6 separate regions of the Homo sapiens genome follow, and regions 1, 2, 3, 5 and 6 are each linked to region 4. The links are chromatin contacts, found by Hi-C or POLR2A ChIA-PET in ENCODE. All regions are on one chromosome and are shown on one strand. The core of a region is the stretch at or near the end of the contact, and the rest is flanking DNA. Distances in the headings are between cores, read along the strand shown.

The links. Hi-C counts contacts between places; a loop is a spot of excess contacts on that map. ChIA-PET counts read pairs that join two places held with the same protein, here RNA polymerase II (POLR2A). Pooled maps may share reads with other maps.
Region 1: a pooled map shows a loop between it and region 4 (13-fold over the local background). The contact joins the promoter of PNPLA8 here to the promoter of PIK3CG in region 4. A Hi-C loop is called at or near these places in 6 of 50 pooled maps.
Region 2: a loop to region 4 is called in a map of naive thymus-derived CD4-positive, alpha-beta T cell, with 15 times the contacts of the local background. The contact joins the enhancer-like site here to the promoter of PIK3CG in region 4. A Hi-C loop is called at or near these places in 2 of 168 maps with a recorded cell type or tissue (GM12878 and naive thymus-derived CD4-positive, alpha-beta T cell), 20 of 37 single-sample maps with no recorded cell type and 13 of 50 pooled maps.
Region 3: a map of CD8-positive, alpha-beta T cell shows a loop between it and region 4 (4-fold over the local background). The contact joins the enhancer-like site here to the promoter of PIK3CG in region 4. A Hi-C loop is called at or near these places in 1 of 168 maps with a recorded cell type or tissue (CD8-positive, alpha-beta T cell) and 4 of 50 pooled maps. POLR2A ChIA-PET finds 5 or more read pairs at or near these places in 1 of 52 experiments (activated T-cell).
Region 5: a loop to region 4 is called in a map with no recorded cell type, with 2.4 times the contacts of the local background. The contact joins the promoter of LAMB4 here to the promoter of PIK3CG in region 4. A Hi-C loop is called at or near these places in 3 of 37 single-sample maps with no recorded cell type and 4 of 50 pooled maps.
Region 6: a map with no recorded cell type shows a loop between it and region 4 (3-fold over the local background). The contact joins the enhancer-like site here to the promoter of PIK3CG in region 4. A Hi-C loop is called at or near these places in 2 of 37 single-sample maps with no recorded cell type and 2 of 50 pooled maps.

The regions. Positions count from the first base shown.
Region 1 is chr7:108,524,639-108,527,390 of GRCh38, forward strand. It overlaps PNPLA8 (patatin like domain 8, phospholipase A2), which reads right to left and starts at 1,497. Exons shown (of 11, transcript NM_001256007.3): 1 at 1,391-1,497. It overlaps LOC124901722 (a long non-coding RNA gene), which reads left to right and starts at 1,837. Exons shown (of 2, transcript XR_007060473.1): 1 at 1,837-2,752. RefSeq lists enhancers at 634-1,594, 1,366-1,485, 1,776-2,115.
Region 2 is chr7:105,808,042-105,810,741 of GRCh38, forward strand. All of the region lies in intron 2 of ATXN7L1 (ataxin 7 like 1), which reads right to left. Among named protein-coding and RNA genes, the nearest start is that of ATXN7L1, 67 kb to the right of the region's middle. RefSeq lists enhancers at 875-944, 1,065-1,174. Within about 2 kb of position 1,355, at least 8 of the 41 ENCODE cell types and tissues checked have a DNase peak (open chromatin) inside an H3K27ac peak, as active enhancers do.
Region 3 is chr7:105,673,160-105,675,859 of GRCh38, forward strand. The region is part of intron 3 of ATXN7L1 (ataxin 7 like 1); the gene reads right to left. Among named protein-coding and RNA genes, the nearest start is that of EFCAB10, 93 kb to the left of the region's middle. Within about 2 kb of position 1,417, at least 14 of the 41 ENCODE cell types and tissues checked have a DNase peak (open chromatin) inside an H3K27ac peak, as active enhancers do.
Region 4 is chr7:106,863,870-106,866,625 of GRCh38, forward strand. It overlaps PIK3CG (phosphatidylinositol-4,5-bisphosphate 3-kinase catalytic subunit gamma), which reads left to right and starts at 1,413. Exons shown (of 11, transcript NM_001282426.2): 1 at 1,413-1,557. RefSeq lists an enhancer at 1,485-1,584.
Region 5 is chr7:108,128,978-108,131,677 of GRCh38, forward strand. LAMB4 (laminin subunit beta 4) reads right to left here and starts at 1,384. Exons shown (of 34, transcript NM_007356.3): 1 at 1,329-1,384.
Region 6 is chr7:108,414,915-108,417,614 of GRCh38, forward strand. The region is part of intron 1 of NRCAM (neuronal cell adhesion molecule); the gene reads right to left. Among named protein-coding and RNA genes, the nearest start is that of NRCAM, 40 kb to the right of the region's middle. Within about 2 kb of position 1,442, at least 9 of the 41 ENCODE cell types and tissues checked have a DNase peak (open chromatin) inside an H3K27ac peak, as active enhancers do.

The sequences.
Region 1 (2,752 bases), core at 247-2,746, 1.7 Mb after region 4:
ACATGGGGAAACCCGTCTCTACTTAAAAAAATTAGCCGGGTGTGGTTGCGCACGCCTGTAAATCCCAGCTACTCGGGAGGCTGAAGCAAGAGAATCGTTTGAACCTTGCAGTGAGTCGAGATCGCACCAAGGCACTCCAGCCTGGGCGACAGAGAGAGACTCCCAACAACAACAAAAAATGGCAGGACAGGAAGGTGTCTATGGCTCAGCATTCTAACTCTGACCTTTTTACAAATATATATTCCATGAGTGAAGCAATATGCAGCTTCAGCACAACCCCTCTAACTGGGGTAAAAAAAAACAACTCAAAGTACAGGCTGTTCTTGTAACAACTTTGCATGTGAAACAAGTGAATAGCTAAACTAGTGAAACTGGCCCTTTCATTCAACATCACTCATTAAAAGGGCGTTTACAAGATTTTAATTTAGTCCTGATATAGAAATAAAAAAAGAGATCAACATTAAGAAAAAGTTGATTATAATTACGAAATAAAAACATGTTCTTATATTGAAAGGACAACTAATTTGCATAAGCAATTTAACAAAATAGCTAAAATGGGCTTGATACAACTGCCTCACAAGGCATAAGCTCTTAATGTTTCACTGTTTAACAGCATTTTCTTAATACACTGAAACATTTGTCATTTTTGAACTCTCAGAAATTAGGACTGCAGAACCAGGATACAACTGTTTTGGAATTGAAAACAGTATTTTAAGCAGGATTATATGATAGTCCCTTATGTCACAACTCTCCTGAGTTTTTCCTATGAGTCACCATTTTAAAGTTATCATTGTATTAGGCGTGGAAAGCAGGTTCCTTCCAGCACAATGATAGAAATGACACAGGGATAGGAAGCACTGCAACACAGTGATTCATACACCTTATCCACTTAAGCAACAGCGGTCAAGGATAGAATCAAATGTGGATGGGGTCAGAAAGAGATTACTGACAAAAAATATCAGGCAGTAGAATCACCAGGTGCACACTGACAGTCGAGAATGATGTAGACTAGGGAAACCCTCCTGAGAGTGACCAGTTAACTACTGGAGAACACTACAGTCCAGGGGAAGGCAGACAGACTCTGGAAAATTGAGGAGGGAGTCGTGGGGATGGGACAGGGGGAGCAGGGCGGGACCTGCGAAACCAAATACGGTTTGCGCTTCTGGGGCAGCAAAGCCCACGGGGGCGGAGGGCGCCGAGTACCAATGAGCTCCAGGACCTGCGGGCTCCTTCCAGCGCCAGCTCCTCCCCAAAGCCTGGCGTGTCCCCACCCTCTCGCTCGGGAAGTGCCCTCCAAAGAAAGAAAGGACGACCCGGAGCGCCGGACAAGGGTCCAGAACGATCAACCAGCCTCCTATCGTCCCGCCCCTGTCCCCTCGCGGCTACTTACCGGGATGCAGGCCGCAGTCACTAGGGCTGCAGCGGCGACTCGCTCGTTCCCGGCAATGACGTCCACTCCAACCGGCCTGCATCAGCTGAGCTTCCAACACAAACACTGGCGCAGCAGCTAGGTCGCCACCCACTCAGCCCCGCCCCGCTCCGCCCCCAGCGGAAGTGACGCGCTAGAAGTTTGGGTCTACCCGCGGGCCGGGGTGAGGATTTTCCGCCTCGCTCAGGCCTCTGCCTCCTTGTCAATCTCCGTTCCTCCCCCGCCCCGAGATATGCGCAATAGAGCATGACGGAGCGCAAGGCGGGAAGCCGCGACAGACGTGTGTGCGTGCGTGCGTGCGTGCGTGATGCGCGAGGCGTGGCTTGCTGGTGGGGCGTGCTGTGCCTTGGTTGGTTGCCGGGTGTGAGAGCGGTGGGACTTCGTTTTGCCTTCCTGGGCGGGACCTCGGAGCAGTGTCCTGGTTTGCTTGTTTGCGGGCCGCTATTCCCTTTCAGCAGAGATAAGCCTCCCTCTCCGCGTCCCTGAAGCCCCTGCCTGCGCTGAGTTCCTTGGAGCTGGGGGCTGCGATACCAGTCTCTTGGAGGGTGGTGCCCGGCGCGGCCGCGCCCCTTTCTCTATATCCATTCCTGGGCATGGCCACCCAGACTAAATGTCACTCAAAAGCGAGTTGACATATATTACTGTATTGGAAGTTAGCATAAACCGCCCCACAAATGGTCCCACACGTAACACATCTTTTTAAAATTGTGGCATTTCATACGTACCACAGGGGCAAACTACAGCCCTCAGGGCAAATCCAGCCCACCGCAGGTTCTGCTGTACTAGGAGCTAAAAATGGGTTTCACATTTTTCAAAGGTTAAAAAAAAAGTTTTGCGACAGATGACAATTATATGACATTCATATTTGTGTCTGCTTTTTAAAGTTTCATTAGAACATAGCTTTGCATTCCTATACATGCTGTTAATTAAAGCTTTTATACTACAATAGCGAATTTGGGTAGTTGCAATAGCCCCTTACCCTCTTGAAGTGACCTTGCAATTACGTTGAGGTCGGGAAAACAGATCAGTTTCAACTAGTTATCAACCTCAAAATGTTATCAAGACTTATACTGTACTCTCAAGGCTTACCCACTACCCATGGGTATGTATGCTTTAGCCCCCTGTAAGGTTATTGTAAAGTCCTTAAGGAAGGGGATTCTTTGACCTGTCAAATGTAGTGGATGTTACCCTGATAGTTGTGTTGTTTTGATTTTTTTAAATCAAGGAGGGAAAGCCAGCTTGCTATGTTCTTGGGACACAGTGTCTGGATTATGTACATCATAATGCCTGGTAAACCCCAGCAGTGGATAAGCCAGACATGTT
Region 2 (2,700 bases), core at 105-2,604, 1.1 Mb before region 4:
CAATGTCAGAACCACCCAAGAATACAGCACTGTCCTTGGCCTGGAGGGTCACTCTGCTCCTAGAAAGCAGGAAAAGGAAGAGGCCTTTATATACCTTCTCCCCAGGACACACAGGGCCTGCAGGCAGCCCTGGTGGGTGCCAGGTTACTTAGGGACAAGGTGACAGTGGCATGCTTTTGCCATTTGTCCCCAGCCAAGTGTTTTTCCACTGATGTGAAAGGAAAAAGATAATTTCTCTAGTGAGCCCTACTGCAAAGACTCTGAGGCAGCATTTCATCAAAGGGTGCTGGGAAGCACTGGGGAGACAGCAAAACCCAAAAACCTCCAGCTCCACTCAGCAAGGAGCTTGCTGCTTCTGTTTCCAGAGAGGCGGAAAAATGAATGAGCACTCAGGAAAGCCAACCTGATCAGTGGCACTTTGATAAGATGACAAAATTGCTCCCTCCTCCAGTCCAAATCCACTCTCTGTGGTGAACTATTATGGGAAGGAAGCATCAACTAATTAGAAGCATCTCTGGGACATGAGAAAAATCAGCACCTAAAATGCCTAAGCAGAGAGAATTCCTTGTTAAGAAGAGAGAAAACAAAACAAAAAACTGCTAGGATGTCACTTTGCCCAAGCATATTTATAAAGGGAGGAGGAGATAAGAATTAATTGGGACAGGAGCTTCTACCTAAGTGACATAAAAGACACAATTATTTTTGCTGCTTTTACAGATCAAGTGCCCCTTCCAGGTGGGGATAGAGCCCTGGCACCACCCACCATTTTGAAAAATGACTTTTAGTCTTCCGTAGTTCTAACTAAGCTTGAAATTAAGATGGTTCTTTTGTTTACTCCCCCTGTTGGGGAAGCTCTAACCACCTATCAAAAACACCAATGTCTGGATTATTTATTTCTCATTGTCCAACCTACGGGGCATAGAAGAGTTTTATGAAGCCAACATGTGAGGCGTTTCTCCCAAAGAAGCGTGGATGCACCTCCCCATATTGCAGAGCCCTTTTATACTATGGTCCTTTGATAATCTGGATTTTGACAGACAGAACTAATGCCTGACTTGGAGCAGGACAAAGAGCCCTGGAAGTCAGAGGCTTCATTCTTGTCACCCTCTTTCCTTTATAAGCTGCGAGCACTTGGGTAAGTCCCTTAACCTTGAGAAAATTCAATAAAACAAAGGGTTAGTGACTAATATATTACATCCTTTTTAAAAAACAAGTTGTGGTTTAAAAAGCCCCATATAACATGAGATCTACTGTCTTAACACATCTGTGAGTGTATAGTACAGTATTGTTAACCATAAGCACACTGTTGTAAAGCAGATCTCTAGAACTGACTCAGCTTGCACTACTGAAACTCCACGCCCACTGAGCAGCAACCTCACTTCCTCCTTCCTCCGGCCCCTGGCACTCAACCATTCTATGTTCTGCTTCTACGAGTCAACTGCCTTAGATACCTCATATCAGTGGAATCAGGCAGTATTGGTCCTTTATGACTGGCTTATTTCATTTAGCATAGTGTCCTCAAGGTTCAAATATATATCCTTACAATGATACTGACATGGTACTCACTGTTTCCATGGTAAGTGGTTACATATATTAACGTATTTAGCCCTCACAGAAACCCTTCAAGGTAAGGTGGCATGATTATCTCCTTTTGATAGATGAGGAAACTGAGGCAAAGGGAGGTGAAGTGAGGTGCCTATGCTTACCTGCTGTGTAAGTGGCTCCAGACTCCTTTTTTTTTTTTTCCAAGACAGGGTCTCACTCTGTTGCCCAGGCTAGAGCATAGTTATGCTATCATAGCTCACTGTAGCTTTGACCTCCTGGGCTCAAGTGATCCTCCCAACTCAGCCTCCCAAGTAGCTGGGACGAAAGGCACATGCCACCACATCCACCTAATTTTTTAAATTTTTTGTAGAGACGAGGTCTCACTATGTTGCCCAGGCTGGCCTCGAATTCCAGGACTCAAATGATCCTCCAGCCTTGGCCTCCCAAAGTGTTGAGACTACAGGTGTGAGCCACCACACCCAGCCCAGACTCCATTCTCTTGAACATAACACCATGTTCTTTCTGTACAGTTTAAAATTTCTATTTTAGCAAGTAGGCTCACAGAGATACTGAAGTCACTGAGGAAGATGGCAAAAGATGGGGCAGGGAGGATAAACGAGATGTGGTGTTGGAGAGATCTACCCTTGTATAGTTCAGAGTGGTCTTTCACAGCAGGAAGAGGATGGCCTTGGAGCCAGGGAGACCTGGGCCCAGTCCTGGCTCTCCCTTGCTCTAGGCCCTTGGGAAACACCAGTCACCAAAACTGGCAAGACCCTTGCCTTGTAGACATCACATGCTAGCAGGTGAGACAAACAACAAACAATAAGTATTCCCAATAATGTCTGCTATAGAAAGGGTAAAGTGTTATAAAAAAACAAACAAACAAAACACTGGTGCTGGGAAGGCTGGCTGGAATTGTAAAAAGGGTGCCACTGAGAAGGTGATATCTGAGCAGACTAGAAGAAGGTGAGAAGGTAGATTGTGAGGCTGGAGCACATCTAGGGGATGGTGTTCCGCACAGAGGGAAGAGCTAGTGCAAAGGTCCAGAGAAGGGGAGAGCCTAGGACGTATGAGGGAGAGCAAAGAAGCCAGCCTGTGTGCAGGAGCCAACGCGAGCCAGCGTAGAGGCACTGAAGCCGGGGATGGCATGGGGGC
Region 3 (2,700 bases), core at 167-2,666, 1.2 Mb before region 4:
TCAGGTTCTCAGGCAATCCCATTTCAGTAAAAATTCAGTGTTCCCTTCCCCATACGCTTATTCATGGAGATATTTTCATACTTGCAGCATCAGTGTCCTGTATTTAAAACCTTAGCACAGATGCCTCATGAATGGCTGAGCCGGCTGCAAATACTCAAGGTGGCTCCCTGCACCATTTTTAGAAAGAACTTGTTGAGAATTTTCCAATATGGCTTTTAAGGGACTAACCCCCTCCCAATAGACTTTGAGCACCACAGTCGCTTGTGGCCTGCCATGGTTGTGTAAGCACACTTGGGCTTAGGCCAGCACCTGGCTTACTCACTTGACAGCATGGAGTCTCCTTCAGCCCCCACTTTTGAGGGCAGGTGCTTGGCAAGTCATTAGCCGGTTTCTATCTTATCAGTGGGTTCAATCTGCTTTTGTAGCTGCAGTCAGGATGCTGCCTATAAACACCCTGATTTCCAAGGGGCCTTCTTCCAAAAGTAAACTGGAGTTGGAGAGAGAGGCAGGGCTGGCACCTTGGCACTGGGAGCCGTGCCAGGAGCCAGGCCAGCTGTACTTACAGCCGCTTGGTGAGGTAACGATTCCCCCCAGCTGTGGAAATGGAGACAGACTGCATTTGAGAAACTTGCCCAAAGTCATAAGACTATTAAGTGGAGGAGCTTGGGCTAGAACCTGGGCCTGTTGTCTCATTTGTCACCATCGTAGTTAGATACTAAACTTACTGCCATGGTGTAAGGGGGGATATTGAATCAGCCTTGCTCAGCAGAGGAGGAAATGAAGACACAGGAAAGTCAGGTGATAGGACAGGCTGCGAATGCAGGCAGAGCTGTGCCAAGCAGTTTCCATGCCAGGAGTGCTTGTGAGCTTTTCTGGAGTGCCCATTCCCTTCTCAGACTGCAGTACCTCTTTAAAAGATGGCAGGGCTGAGGAGCCGAGGAGGCGTTCCTTAAGCAAAGGTTATGCTAGGTCTTCTTTACCCCTCTTCACCTCCTACCCACTGCTGGGCAACATGACCTATCTTGGGCACTAAGTTCTTTTGACAAATATGAGTGTGGGCCTGTGGTCTACACTGTTCACACCAACACCAGCTCAGTTCCCAAATCCCTAGGCTCTGGGATGGTTTCTTCGTCATCTGGTCACCCCATGCACATTCATTCAGTTAGGAGGGAAAGCAGGCTTTCTTGAGTACCTACTATATATCAGGCACTGTGTAAGCTGCTTTTCACTCACCAGCTCATCTACCCAATAACCCTACCATGTGGTATGATACCGTTAGTTGCCTTGTTATAGATGGGGAAATTACTATTATTTTTTTTTCTTCTTAGATATCAGATGGGGGAAATTAAAGCTTAGCAAGATTGTGAAACAAGACCAAGGTCACGCAGACCTCAGCAGCTGGCAGGAAAGCCCAGGCTTGCCTGGCCCCAGAGCCAATGCCCTTTCTACCATGCCACCCTGCCTGGGATGTTCCTTTCCCTCCACGCTTTAGAAATGCAACTGGGATGATTCTTACAAGGGCATTTCCCATTCCAGAGCTGCTGTGAAGTCATGTAACTTAGGATCCTTTTTAACTTTTCCCCTGTGGTGGCATTCCCCCTTCCTCCTCCTCTTCTATTTGTCATTTATACTAAGGTGCAAATTTCTGGCATCACCACTATTGGGCAGGATCTGGGGAGTCCCAGGGGCTTTCCAGGGCCCTGAAATACTTCCATCAGCCCCCAGGGATGCCCTCACAAGACACCTAGACTAGCTAAAAGGAAAAACTACAGAAATAGAATCTGTGGGGAGACAAGCACATGTACACCTTGCCAGCGGTACTTTCAAGGGATTACATTTTTCTGGAGAGCAACCTGGTGATAATAACAGGAACTAAAAAGCATCCATAGCCTTTCATCTGGTAATCTGGTAATGTAAGTTTGGAAAATAGGCCTCCAGGAAATATCCCAAAGGGAAAAAAAAAGTTCAAAGATATTCTCAGCACTGTTTACTACAGTTAAAAAAAAAAATACTACAAGCAACCTGAATAATCCATAATAAAGCAATTGGTAGGAGACAGGTAAGAGAGTTATCTCAACCTAAGAAAATGTATGCAAAATAGTACACTCACATTCACAAGGAAATTCAAAATGGCACAAATAGTATGTAGAGACTAATCACTACTTAAAGAAAAATATTTGAGGCTGGGTGCGGTGGTTCACTCCTGTAATCCCAGCACTTTGGGAGGCCGAGGTGGGTGGATCACTTGAGGTCAGGAGTTTGAGACCAGCCTGGCCAACATGGTGAAAGCCCGTCTCTACTAAAAACACAGAAAAATTAGCCAGGCGTGGTGGTGCATGCCTGTAATCCCCGCTACTCGGGAGGTTGAGGTGGGAGGATTGCTTGAACCTGGGAGGCAGAGGTTGCAGTGACCTGAGATCACGCCACTGCACTCTAGCCTGGTGACAGAATGAGACCCCATCTCAAAAAAAAGAAAAAAAAAAGCACTTGATAAATACATGATGATGAGGAAAAAAGAGAATGATATAAGATGCATTGCTTAATAGGCTCTGTCTTTTTTAAAACTGTTTAAGTTCATCCAAGAAGATAAAAACAGACAACAACAAAACACTAACATATCCTTAAGCAGAAAAGGTGGAAGAGAGAAAGTAGGTGCCAATACAAATGCAGGAAGGAGACAAAAATATGGGTTAAAATGAA
Region 4 (2,756 bases), core at 163-2,662:
TTGATCTTCCCTCAGGACCAACCAAGAAAGCTAGCCTTGGTGCTTCTAAAGCTGCCAGCCTCCTAAGGGAGTATTCCTATATAGGAATATACTTTGAGAAGCTGATAAGACCCCTCTAAATATTTGGGAGGCAGCCTTTGAATTAAATTATTTGCCTGCTGATGTCAACTATTAGAGTGCTATTTAAAAGTTAAAACCCAAGAGGCATATGTAAAAGGAAATAAGTCAAATCAATCATTTATCTCAATATCAGAGTAATTCAGAGGAACTCTTAATTACATACCTCCAAGAGACTTGTGAGGTCAACTCCATTCTATCTGCTGCCCTTGAAGCTCAGCTGGAGTCCCTCAACACCCCGATTGGAGGATGAACTCTAGCATAGGGAATTCTGAGATGGAGGGAGGGGGCGCTGGTTCAGGATGCTTGGAGGTTCTAGAAAGAACTGAGGTCACCTGGAAGATACAACGCTACTCTAAAAATGATTCAGGATGGCTTTTCTATGCATTCTCTACTCCCATAGGAATCAGGGGCCACCTCCCAGGATGGAATCTGCCTGATGCTGTAACAGTGTTCAGCTCCCCAATTTCCCCATGATAACAGGCAACCTCCTTCTGTTTTGTCTACAGTTAATTAATCAGTCATTGCTGACAGTAAGGCTCCATCCTCAACACAGGATATTTTCTGAAGCATTAATTTTTGTTTCAATAGTTGATCCTTGTTTGGAATATAATGTGTTACAATGTAGTGGTACTTAGTATTAAAATCAAAATACCTTTTTATTCATCTTTCAATTTTAATACTTTTAGCATTTCAACCATTATTTGAAGGGTTACTTACTGCAGTATGTCACATTTATATACACACATGCACATGCTGCAGTGCTTTCAGTTTGAGCCAGTGATATTTTAGGCCCCAAATGCTCTGAAAAAATAGAGAAAGCTCTCACCAAGCTAAGGAAGTGAGCTTGCAGACCATGCCTTTAAAAATTTTCAGCTTGATAACTTAGTCCTCAAGATGACTAGGTTTCTCTTCCCCCACCCCTCAGTTAGCATGTGCGAACAAGGATTCTTTTGAATTCCCAGGAGGGGAATGAGTTTAATTTGACTGGTAAAAGTCTTCCTAATAGGATACCTAATACTGTGGCTCTTAGAACTAGCTACAAAGATATTTCATATGTTTATGTCTCATAATGGGTAATTTTGGTTTGGATTTATGTCATTTTGTCTCAGTATCACAATTTTTGAAAAATTAGTTCAAAGAGAAAAAAAAAAGAAAAGAAAAACCATGGTAAACATTGCTCAGTCTCATACTCCTACCCTCTCTATGCTAAAACAGGAAATGCATTTCTGACACTTTTAAAATGAGCAATCACACGTATAATCAACTTGGTTAAAACTTCCTTCCTGGTAACTGCAACACTTCCTCTGCATCTGGATATGAAGGGAGCCCCAGAAAAGCGGAAGAATTTAGACGCACACTGGGTAGGTTTGAATTTGTTTTGTTTTCAAAAATTAAACAAATGATCCTTCAGCATCATCGCCTCCGCTGCTTTATCAGGTATTGCTTCCTTCTATTTTTTGCTCTTTGTGGGGTCTGACTCGGAATAGTGGCACTTCCTTCTCGGCTAGATTATCTGAAACTGTTGTCGGTTCTTGAGATGATACTACCACCGAATGTCTGTGTTTCATTGTCTAGTCCAACCTGTATTGTGGATATCTACAACGTTCCGGCAATAGTTTTGCAGGTGCATCACATTTTTGTTTTTGTTTTGGGAGGAAAAGGGAGGGCACGGCAGCCAGGCTTCATATTCCTACAAGTGCATGCTTCAAGATTACTGTACTTACAGTGTTTCCAACATCTTCTCATAAAAGGGGAAAGCTTCATAGCCTCAACCATGAAGGAAACCAGTGAGTATTAGTCAGCCTGTTTTCCTCTGCATCTTATAAGATCGTTTGGTATCACTGAGGCAGAAGTTATTGCTGTGTATTTATATGCTGCCTAAATTTGGACATGTTTTATTTCAAGTTAGTGTCAATATCAATGTATCTTACAGTTCTCTTCTTTGTTAGTTATTCTATAATGTAGCAAAAGACCAAAATGAATGTTTTAAGCCACAAGAGACAGTTCTTTGGGACAGTTGGTTTCACTTACTAAGTATAACTTCATATTTTAAGAGAGGGAATATTGGTTTTAAAAGTTAAGCCAAGATTTGAACATAAGTTTGGATCAAATGAAATTTGTCTTTCTTATCTTCTTATCAAGCTCTCCTTTTTGGTATACATCAAATGCTCCACTATTTCTTAAGGAAATAATGTAGTTTTAAGTCTAACATTAGTTATTTAAGAGAGTAAACGATATTTTCTGAAACATTAATTTTTTGTTTCAATAATTGATTCGTTTAGAATATAATGTATTACAATGTAGTGATACTAAACATTGAAAGCAAAATACCTAATCTTTCAGTGTTAATACCTTTCAAATTTCAATTATTATTTGAAGGATTTCCTATTGCAGTATGTCCTATTTATACATAAGTGCTTTGTGAAGGGTAGGTACTTACTGAATTTTGTGGAAAGAGTGAGTAGGTTAATGAGAATAAATTTGTGAATTTGTGTTACAAAAATGAAAATATTAGAGCAAAAAAGAAGTTAAATGATTGGGGGTCTTAACAGAAGGTCACTGGAGTCCAGAAATCCTGCCTTCCATCCTGTAGCTCCTCCATTATTAAGTAGAGACAGATCAAATGAATTTTAATT
Region 5 (2,700 bases), core at 134-2,633, 1.3 Mb after region 4:
TAGATGACACTGGTCTTAAAATGTATTAAGTGTTGCAATAAACAGTGAAATATATTAGACTGAAAGTAACTTTCTGGCATTGCTAATTTATTTAATTTACTGACCATTCACTTATATTTGCCTCATCTGCTCTCACTTGAAGGCTGCAAAGAGTTTACTCTTTTTTGTCAAAACAATTTGGATGAAACAGATGAAGAGAAAAGGGCCATGTGGTGCCCATTTGCCCAGCTCCTAGAACCACAGGTGCATCGTGTTTGATAAGAGCCTCTCCGCAGGAAAGACATGCATTCCGCTCCTGTTTCTACTACAGCACCTTTCTTCTGCAAATTGGACAGTAATTTATAACACAGAAGATAATTATAAATACATTTATATTAGCCCTTAAGACTTTTTCTGGTACACAAATAATTGTCTATAAAGTGACAGTTCTCAGAAATCTTGTATTTAACTTTCCTTTGTCTAACTTTTTTTCATGTTATGTCAGGACTCATTAGATATTTCAACTGTTTTGCCTAAATTTCATCATAGTGAGGAATGCAGAATACAGAACTATAAAGTTTACTTTTTTTTTTTTTTTGGAGACAGAGTCTTCCTCTGTCACCCAGGCTGTAGTACAGTGGCACATTCTTGGTTCACTGCAACCTCAACCTCCCATGCTTAAGCAGTCCTTCCATCTCAACCTCCTGAGTAGCTGGGATTACAGGCATGTGCCACTACGGCTGTATAGTTTTTACAGAGATGGGGTTTCGCCATGTTGCTCAGGCTGGTCTTGACCTCCTGAGCTCAAGCAATTTGCCTGCCTCGGCCTCCCAGAGGGCTGGGATTACAGGCATGAGCCACCATGCCCGGCCAAGTTTATGTTTCTTTTAGTTATAGCAGACTTGCTTTTCTTAAAACAATATTTACACATATCTAGAACATTAACAAAATATTTTGAAAATATGGGTAGTTCTAATGCATTTAAACTTTTATAAGTTGTCATAAGTTTTATAACCATAACAAAAACAAACATTTGCTGAAAACACAATACAGTTGTACATTTCAACACTACATCATTTGAAGCTCCCTTCAAGGTACAGTAAGGCTCAAGTTGTTGGCTTCATATCACAATGCACTAACATCAATTTTCCCATTGGATACTGTTTTATGTTGCAAGAACCTTTATTTAAGTGTCATTGGACTATCATTCTGTAAAAGTAATAGTAATCTATGTGCTAATATGTCCCATTTCTTACTTTATGACAACTCCACTTACCCCCTAAATTCTAATACCTTCATTTAATCCATAAAAATGCCAATTTGCTAGTGAGAGAGCAGGCAAGACTTACCAGGATCTGGGAGTCTTTGTGGAGAGGTTCAGGCAGCAAACGGGGCATGTGAAGACACACCTGAAAGTTAGAGCCAGTTTATGTAGAAAACATTCTCCCCGAGGCACCTAAAAGTAGGGAAAAAAAAAGACAAGAGGTATTCCAATGCCTGTCAAAAAGGTGATTTGTGAAGTCACTTAAGTTTTAACTTATACACACACACACACCCACACACACACATAAACAGGGAAATAGAGCTCAGTTTTACAGCAAATATTTTTCTTGTTTTCTCTAAAACCAATTTTAATAGCCAGGAATAATGCACAGACATTTTGTTCCCTGATTTATTTATGTTTTTCTGGTTCATGTTTTAGCGGTCATTTTCAGACAGCTTGATACTTACCAGCTATAAAATGTGCGGAATTAGATGGGCTTGTTTCTCAGGAATGTGAGACCCCTGACTCCATCCCAATCTACTTTCAGGCGGACCAGGTGGAATAGTTTCAGATGGGTTCCCAAGGCTCTGACCAGTCCTACCTGGCTCAAGATCATCTTAAATGGCTCATAGATTTCTGTTTACCTTGTGATTCGGCAAGTACAACTAACCATTGTGGGAATGGCAAGTTTAAGTGGTTTTGGAATCCATGTGGTTTGAAATTTCATTCTCCTACGAGGAAGGTTTATAGTATAGAAATGAACCTACAGCAATCTTACATTTTATTCACTTGTCAGTGGATTAATATCTCCATTTCAAATCTGTGCAGTTTCAATGGGTAAGTTTATTGGTTGCTTGAAAAAACATTTAGGATTTCTAGAAGCTCATGGAAAATACCCTTAGGGAAGAAAAATGATTGTGAACTGAGCCAAAATGAGATGCTCATTTTTACACAACATTTACAAATCAGGAAATAGATTCAACAAACTTTCACCAAATACCACTCTTACAGGCCTTTAAGCTTTTTCAAGGGTATTTTTCAATGCTTCTTACCTGTTATTTGTGTTTTAATTTATTGCTCTATTTTTCCATCGATGCCACTGTTTTTAATTTTGTTCCCTATAGGTCAGGTTCATCTGCTCACTTCTGATGTACTAGAAAGCAAACTCCAAGAGGGCAGGAACATGTCTTTTCCATTTTAGGATGAAGTATAGAAGAAGCTTGCAGTCAATATTTGCTAAACTAACTTGTTTTATTTATTTTTTACAAGCCAACAGCTGCCACAAAGTACCAGGTGGTAGGAGACCAAAGAGCAGTATTTGGTTTTTAGGTGGATACTTCAGCAAAGTGTGTGAGTGAAATCAAGGGACTTTCAGTTTGTTCAATTGACGGGTTTGTGATCTGTTTTATTAGACCAATACTATTTTCCCTTTAGACTCTTAAATTATTGTGCAAAGC
Region 6 (2,700 bases), core at 192-2,691, 1.6 Mb after region 4:
GAACAGAGGGGCTTGCTGGGGAGCAGCAGGGTGAGTCCAGGGTTCATAGCAGAGGGCTGTGGAGGCAAGACAGAGGGGTTTGGAGGTGAAGGGCATTTGCTACTCCTCATATTACCACAGAAGAGATGAAAAAGAAAAAAAATACTCCATTTCTTAGGAGGTTGCAGTATAATATTCCCAGCTTCTCCCACACCCTCCATCACACCTGTGAGCCAACAGCACAAGGAATCTGGGGGAAGAAACAAGGTCTTCTTGGCCCTGAGCCTTCTGGTTTCCCTTTCATATCTGCCATCTGACAACAGGGGTACCTTTCCTTGGCAGGCCTGCCTGTGTGAGCAACAGCCTGCGGTGGGACCTTGAGGGTGACAATGTCTAATGGAGAAGGAGGTACCTGGAAGCCCTGTGGCCGCACGTCTAATCACTTCCCCAGTCAGCCTGAACTATAATCAAGCTGGCACTTCTCCTTCAATCTGGTTTTTGTGTCGTCTTTCTCAAATGGTGCAAACTTGGGAGGGAGGACAGGAACATTATTTAATGACTTCCTAAAACATCAAAAGGGGGCTTAGATCTGATGCAATGAGAAATGGGCATGGCAGGAAAGAAGCATGATAAAAAGAGATAATAAATGCTTCTTGATTAAATGGTTGGCCTACATCCTAATTTCTACCCATAAAAAGGAGAAGAAGGCCGGGCGCAGTGGCTCATGCCTGTATCCCAGCACTTTGGGAGGCCAAGGTGGGTGGATCATCTGAGGTCAGGAGTTTGAGACCAGCCTGGCCAACATGGCAAAACCCTGCCTCTACTAAAAATACAAAAAATTAGCCGGGCATGGTGGCAGGCACCTGTAATCCCAGCTACTTGGGAGGCTGAGGCAGGACAGTCACTAGAACACAGGAGATGGAGGTTGCAGTGAGCTGATATCACGCCATTGCGCTCCAGCCTGGGCAGCAAGAGCAAAACTCCCTCTCAAAAAACAAACAAAAAAACAAAACCAAAAAGGAGATGAGAGGGCTCCGTGGTTTCCACATGGTTGCTCTTATGTAGTTATTTTTACCCTCCAGTGTTTTTCACAGTGGCCCTCTCTGGCTTTATTTCTGTCATGAAGTTCCCTTTTCCTCTGAGAGATGCTGCAAACATTTCAGAAACATTTCACTTGCTTCTTCCAGTCCAGAAGAGTGATTCTTCCATGACAGAACGGGCCAGCTGCTGATGTGAGCCCATCCCTCCAGATCAGCATGACTAAGATATTCATCTTCATGGAGCAAGAATAACTACAGGAGATTTGAATGCTGCATTTGCTTTAAATAAAACTGCAGATGCAATTCCAGGAGTAGGATAGAGACAGCAGAAAAACAGCACATTTCTTTTATAGTATCATAGTGTCTATTTTAATCAGCATATTACAGATGTTTTGAGACATTCTAGCAAAATTGACATGGTTGACAACGCTAGACAGAACTGCCTCACGGGGGAAAAGAGGAAAAGATTAAACCACAGGCGTGTGGCAAAGGAACCTGCTTTGTCAGAACTATGCTTTGTCATCACCGCTGAGATCAGAGAGCTGTTTCTATGGCAGCAGGCAACATGTTCTGGCCAGGAGACAATCATGTAGGGATTTTTAATTTCATTTGATGTCTAATTGCCTACTACTTCGGGAAAGAGACAAATAATTAAAAAAAAAAAGTCTTCCTTAACTAGACAGACTAATACCCCCAAGGAAAAACTTGGGTTTTTATAGTATGCTTTTCAAGATTTGAATTTCATGTCTGTATAGTTGAAGGCATGGGACCTTCTCCAACAAGGCAGAATGAAACCAGTAAAAAGGAAAGGAAACTCAGATGAAATTTCCATCACTGCAGAGCAGTTCACACATCCTGTTAATTACTATTGCCATTCATAATTAAGGGAGGTTCCTCATGGATCTTACTAACCCTTCTATCAAACAGCACCTACTCTTGCAAACCATTGGAAGAGGTTGTGCTATTTATGACAGGTCCCTCCCATTTCAGATCCATGCTGTTCATTTCCCTGAGCAATTAACGGACATTACAAACACATATTCTCCAGAGAGATTCCTAGTTTGGGAACATCACTTTTCAGATGTTGCTACTGTTGTCACTGACCATTTATTTCAATGTTTTCCATCTTCCCTTAAAGAGTAAGTGATTGAATGTCTCATGATTCTCTGCTTTTGCAACATAACACGCTTCCCTCCATTTGATCAAATAATACTGGTGCTTCTAAGGATCCTTTAAGCTAATAGCCAACAGTAGCCTATTTTAATTGCTATGGAGATGTCTTAGTTTGTTTGAAGCTGTTATAACAGAAAACCTGAGACTGGGTAACTTATAAGGACAGAAATTTATTGGCTCACAATTCTGGAGTCTGAGAAGTCCAGTATCAAGGTGCAGACATCTGGTGACGACCTTGTAGTTGCGTCATCCCATGGCAAAAGGCAGAAGGACAAGAGAGAGCAAGAGAGACACAGGGAAGGGGGCCAAACTCATCCTTTTATAATAACAACAATCCTACCTATAAGGGTGGAGCCCTCATGGCCTAATCATCTCTCAACAGTCCCACCTCTTCATACTGTTACAAAGGCAATTAAATTTCAACGCGAATTTTGGAGGGGACAAACATCCTAACCCTAGCGAAAGAAAACAAATAATTTTCTGGTAACTGAGGTAAATATTCCAGCAA